Linked DNA regions of Homo sapiens: region 1 is linked to region 2. Evidence: chromatin loops called from intact Hi-C (ENCODE). Cell type or tissue: tibial artery. All regions are shown on one strand. Links, peaks and the distances in the headings refer to the core of each region. The heading gives the core; the rest is flanking DNA. Region 1 has its middle 71 kb from the start of LINC02752. Region 2 overlaps LOC105376553 (a long non-coding RNA gene).

Evidence for each region. Hi-C counts contacts between places; a loop is a spot of excess contacts. Peaks named below come from ENCODE experiments on the same cell type or tissue, not always from the same donor. Only the 100,000 strongest peaks of a DNase experiment are listed, where the experiment ranks them.
Region 1: it touches region 2 in a loop (2.2-fold over the local background); 18 of 110 quality-filtered maps call a loop at or near these places.

Annotation. Positions count from the first base shown.
Region 1 is chr11:11,043,162-11,046,068 of GRCh38, reverse strand. No RefSeq gene overlaps it. Among named protein-coding and RNA genes, the nearest start is that of LINC02752, 71 kb to the left of the region's middle. In tibial artery, for the core only: no CTCF peak of the experiment used is centred there; no DNase peak of the experiment used is centred there.
Region 2 is chr11:11,635,557-11,638,463 of GRCh38, reverse strand. LOC105376553 (a long non-coding RNA gene) reads left to right here. Exons shown (of 4, transcript XR_931034.3): 4 at 2,573-2,907. Among named protein-coding and RNA genes, the nearest start is that of GALNT18, 15 kb to the right of the region's middle. In tibial artery, for the core only: no CTCF peak of the experiment used is centred there; a DNase peak (open chromatin) is centred at 1,573.

The DNA.
Region 1 (2,907 bases), core at 128-2,627, 590 kb after region 2:
ATCAAAAGAGCCCATGGATGCCAAGAGGCTGGCAGTGTAAGAAGAAGGAAAACTCAAACCTAGATCCCAGCTACAGAAAGCATAGTATTTGGGTGGGAAGTAGAAATGGTGAATTATAGCCAGGGAGAAAGCCAAAGATCCTGTTTTCTCCAGCCCCTCCTGGCTCTCAGCTCTCAAGCAAAACAGCTACACAGTCAGCTCTGGCCAGTCCTTGAGATTTCCCTGAGCAGGATGGGAAGAAGGCTGGGAGTCTCAGCCCCATTAGCAGGTGGGACCCAAGAGAACTCGGGACCACTGTGTTCTCACAGACTCGTTGGCTCCCCTGAGCTCTATCATGTTAATCTAGGTCATATGACTGGGCTTCTGCCTCTGTTTCCTGCCTAGCATGTCAATTATCTGCCGGAACTGGCTGTGCCCTGAGCCTCGGTCTCCGAGGCTGCAGCATGGCTCCTGGCCTAGCTCTTGCCATCATTTTCTCTGGGTTCCAGGATATGCCTCCTGTGCTCTGCTGTTACCACCCACTTGACACAGATGCAATGCCAACACACAAGAGGGGCTCATTAAAGGGCCATTCTGATCCTCTCCGGGCTCCCTGCTTTCCTGAGATGCCTGCTGCCCCTCCCCATAGGCCCCTGCACCAGATGATGCCAGCCTGCACCAGGCTTATTTCATTGGGGTACCTGGCAGCCACCACAGGAACTGGTCCAGTAACCCTGCCAAGCTCCAGTCTGATCAGTCCTGGCACCTCTCCTGCCCACAGGCCTGGTCCTGCTGTACCTCCACAGTCCTCCTACCAAGTTATCACTCTAGCTGTGCTAGAGAAGAAGAGGCAGGTAGGATCCTCCTCTTAAAGCATTTTAGGGACTATAACTGGCCCCTCAGGAAAGAGAGTTAAATCTTTGAGCTCTGAGGCTGTACCCCGGCAGCCCCTCCCACCTAGTTCCAGGGCCTAAGGCTCTCCTGGCCAAGCCAGTGAAGAGGCTTGTCCATCATGGCTCTACCAAGGGCTGAGGGGAGGTAGCAGGTGAGGTCTGCAGGCAGAGATTCCTGAAAGAGCCCAGGAGCACCAGCTGAGATGACCTGGGGAGTCCTCCCTTGGAACAGGGTTCTGCCAGGGACTGGTTACACAGAGTGAGCTGCATCCACCTCCCCCAGGCTGGAGCAGAGTGGGAAGGTGTTGGGGACAGGAGAGTGGGCAGGAAGTTAGCAAGACCCAGGGAGGGCTTGTGTACGAAGCTGCCCTTCCTGCCTCCCGCTGACCCAGCCCCTCCTCTCAGCCCAGGGCAGCTAGGTTAGAAGCAATAATTCCCCAGGAAGGGGAAGGATGAAACAACACCCAGGAATCCAGTATCACAGCCAGCATTATCTGAGAGAAGGCTGGAGAGGAGCACAGTACAGGGAAGGAGGCATGCTTCTGAGAGGCCAAGGTGGCATCACCAAGATGAAAATGGCCGCCTCTTACGGAGCAGTTTCCCAAGGCCTGGCACTGGGCTAGGAGGTTTCCAGACCTTACTTCACCCTGACCGCAACTCTTCTTGGCAGGCATACCATCCTCATTTTACAGTTGAGGGAAGGGAGGTTCTGAGAACGACCTCTCTAAGGCAGCACAAAAAGTGATGGGGTCAGAATTCAGCATTGCTCTGCCTGCCTCTGAGAGCAGCAAGACATGACCTCCCTAGAAAACATGTCCAAGAGGAAGGCAGGGAGTGGAGCCAGCCCAGGGAGGCAGGGCTGGCAGCATGGAGATGAGCAGATGGATCTGAGCAGTGTGTACCAGGCAGGCCTCCCCACGGAGGCCACTGCCTTGGGTGTGGCATGGGAGGGCAGGAGACAGAGAAACCCCAGGTCCCCAAGATAACTGGGGCAGAGGGACCAGTAGGTGGCCAGCCTCTAAGCAGGGGTATCCCGTGAGCGCTGCCACCCAAAAGCAGTGCCTGAGACCAGCTGTTTGGGATGTCAAGTGTCCGGCTTTGATCTCCATCCTCCTTCTTTCCTCTCCTGTTATCTTTCTCTTCTAGAATGTTCTCCCTCCTCCTGGTGCCCTGAGTTCCTGGAACATAATCCAGACTCTGAATCCTCCTTTTGGCAGCATTTCATCAATTAATCTTTCATCCACACTGATCCCCTGAAAAATGACTTCCTCATTATCCATCTTGCAGTTTCCACTTGGCAGCCTGAATGGTAAAGCATCTGTCAAGTTCAGATTCTCTATGGTGCAGTGGGAAGAGCCAGGGCTTTGGGATCAAACCGACCCGAGAAGAGGCCCAGCTCTACCACTCTCCAGCTGTGTGCCCTTGGGTGAGTCACTTGACTTCTCTGAGCCTCAGTTTCCCCATTTGTAAACAGGTTGAAAGCACACGCTTCATGGGGTTATTGAGAAGACCAAATGACACAATTCATCTGAGATTTTTTGCAAACTGCTATACAGGTGTAAAGCCTGTTTTGATTATTACTGTTTTTCACTGGTTCCCAGGTGGACTGAAGCTGATCTCCAGCTTGTAGGCCTCAGAGAGGCAAAGCTAAGATCACAGGCTTAAGAGGTATCCTCAAATGCTCCTCGTCACCCCACTGGCCAAAGAAGTCACAGCATGCCCTGCAAGGCAAAAGCCCAGATATGACTGAGGCTCAAAGTGAAAGCCAAAATATAGGGGGCTCATCTCAGCTGCAGAAATATAGAAGTATGAAAAAAATGTGCAACCTTGCTCATGATAGAAAAATGAAGATTAAAACTATATCGAGACTTGATTTCTCATCAGCCAATCAGCTAAAATCCAAGTTAGACAACAAATTCTATTGGTGAAACTCAGGGGGAACAGGCATTCTTTACATTGCTGATGGGAATGCAAAAGGTACAGCTCCTATGGAGGAGAATTTGGCAATATCTAGAAAAACTACGTACTTATTCAT
Region 2 (2,907 bases), core at 318-2,817:
CTGATTACCCAAAGGATGCTGGGCAACATAAAGAGTTTCTGAAGAGAACAGCAACTGATGATGAAGCGTGGTGCTCCTAATGGAGTGAAGAAACCAAGCAGCAATCACCAACTTTGCAGGGACCTGGGGGAAATGTTCATGTTGAGATCACAAGTAAGGAGGGCATCAACTGTTTTCATTCAAGGCAAGGGCATTGTACAGGGAGCATTTATCCCACAGGATTAAGCAGTTCCATTGGTTTCAACAAACATTAGCAATCACCCACTCTGCTCCAAGCACAGTGTTAGGTGCCAGGAAGCCGAAGACAAATAGCACATGGTGAAAAGAAGAAATGGTCAGACCTGGACGTAGTGCTAGGGAGGACTAAAAAGCCACAGGACTTTGAGACTATTAGTATGTGTGTGTTGAGGGGTGGGTCATGATGAAAGAAAATAATTTCTAGACTGACTCCTAAGTTTCTCTTCTTCTAGAGTTTATCAATGGGCATTCAGAGCAAGACAATTTATTGGGCAGGTCTATCCCATATATAGCACCATATGTAACGTTTCTGCACTCATGCTCCATTCTTTGTCATTCATTGTGAACACATACACACACACACACACACACACACACACACACACACACACACACATCTCTATATGTCCCTGGAGGGGCAGTACAGGCACTGGAAGGAATGTGGCTTTGCAGTCAGCCTCACCAGGTTCCCACCCAGGTTCTGCTACTTTCTAGTTACAGGGCTTTTGTGTTAGGCAGTTCTTGCGTTGCTATAAGAAAATACCTGAGAATGGTTAATTTATAAAGAAAAGAGGTTTAATTGACTCACAGTTCAGCAGGCTGTACAAATGTGGTGCTGATGCCTGCTCAGCTTCTGGAGAGTCCTCAGGGAGTTTTTACTCATGGCAGAAGGCAAAGTGGGAGCAGGCACATCACATGGCAAGAGTGGGAGCAAGAGAGAGAGTGGGGGAGAAGTGCCACATGCTTTTAAACAAATGGATCTCATGAGAACTCACTATTGCAAGGACAGCAGCACCAAGCGTGTTTAGAACTGGTGTGTTCTGATCCATAGCTTGCCACCACTCTGGCACTTAGTAGCTGCTCATTAGTTAGTGAGCTCGCATTGCAAGGTGAATTATGTCTTTAGTGAGCTTGTGAGTAACATGGAAGTAGGGATTCAAAGTCTATGTAAGTCAGGGATCTTCTGATGGCAAGGATGCCCATTCACTGGAACTTAACTGTGGTAGGGGAATCTCATGAAATGCAACTGTAGGACTGTAGAGAACTCTCTGTCTCTCTGTGTGTCTCTCTTTCTTTCTTTCACATGGCTTTCTGTTTCTGCCTTCCCTCAGCATTTCTCCTTTTTTCTTCTCTCTTCAACTGGTTTCTTGGCGTCTCTGTTTACCCATCTACTTGTATATAGTCCACCATGGCTGCCCTAAAATGGTGGTCTTACCTCCCTGCTCTGTACCACTGTCTTCCTTTCCTCCCCATTGCTAACAGATTTAGTCATTTGTGTCTCAGTCACAAATTCCTGGGCTAGCTTCTGGCTGAGAGGCTTCCATTTCCTGTCCAATCAGCTTTGCCAGGCTCGAGACTCAGGGTGGTGGGAGAAGCAGGTGGCAAAATGCATAGCGCTGCCCCTGCCAGGGCTGACAGTTTCTCTAAGAGGAGAGTGTGGGTAGGAAGGAGATAGCAAATGTCTCTGGGACAGTGTCCTGTCCATCGGGCTTTGTATTATTTCTGTGTTCAGTGAAAGAGAGATGAACAAAGACAGAAAGACAGGATTTGGTGGCAGAGCAAAAGTGGCCATCATGCTGACTCGCTTAATTTTTGTTTTTTCTGGCCACTGCACTGCTGCCTTCCTTGTTTTGTTATTGTTTTGACTGTTTGTAATTCCTTCTGTGGTGCCTCCAGGAGCACCATCTCAGTTTTGATGAGATCCAAGGAAGTCCTGTCACTTGCCCTATTGTGTATGTACACCCCCTCCACTCTGGTCTGCTCAGGATCAATCCCTTGAGGGTAGTCAGAATAAACCTTAAAGCAGAGCTTAATTGATCAAAAATACTTGAAGAAAGTGAAGTTATAGATGTCAGTAACATCTAAGACAAAGAGGACTCTCCTTCCCTTCCTATGACTCTCAATAGTGGAATCCCCTAACTCTTCTTACCCCCATTACTGACTATGTAAATCACACCTTAATGTGTCTGATGGCCCTGAATTGACGGTCATGTCAGGAGGGCCTCTGATCTGACACAGGCAGTTTAGGAGGCTGTGGTAGAAATGGGTTCTCCACTGGGGGCCTGGGAAGTGCAGGGTTAATGTAGAGGAGGAGAGGAGCTGAAGTACTGTAAGCAGGAACACGAAGAAGGGAGAGCAGCTTGTGCGGGGCTGCAAGATCATTAGCCATAAAGGGCAGGGACAGGGACTCGTGAGGAGGATGAGGTGGTACCATCTAAAAGTGTCAATGCAAAGGGTAAGCATTCTCTGCTGCTTCTTGTTTGCTCACTTTCTCAGATGCCCCAATCACAAAATATTTCTGGTTCCATTTTTTTTCTTTTTTTTTCTTCAACAGACAACCTGATGCCATCATGGAGGCTGAAAATCCTCACACCTTTCATTCTGTCTAGGGCTGACTGGAACCAGGGCTGGCTGATCAGCTGTCAGGCTGCTCTTTAGCGAAGCTTGGAAAGTTCCAGCAAAAGCCCTGCCTTTGAACCGGAATCACTCTGCCACCATCTGCACATGGATCCTTTGTAGTGGAGACAGTGATCTTTGTTCTGTATAAAAACAGACTGGAACTCTTCTTGGGCCTGTCCCTCTGCTGACAATTCCAAGTAATGCTTTATCATCCCCAAGTGCATTGCGTTGCTTTAATATCTGGCAGAGCGTGAATTGTAAACACATCAT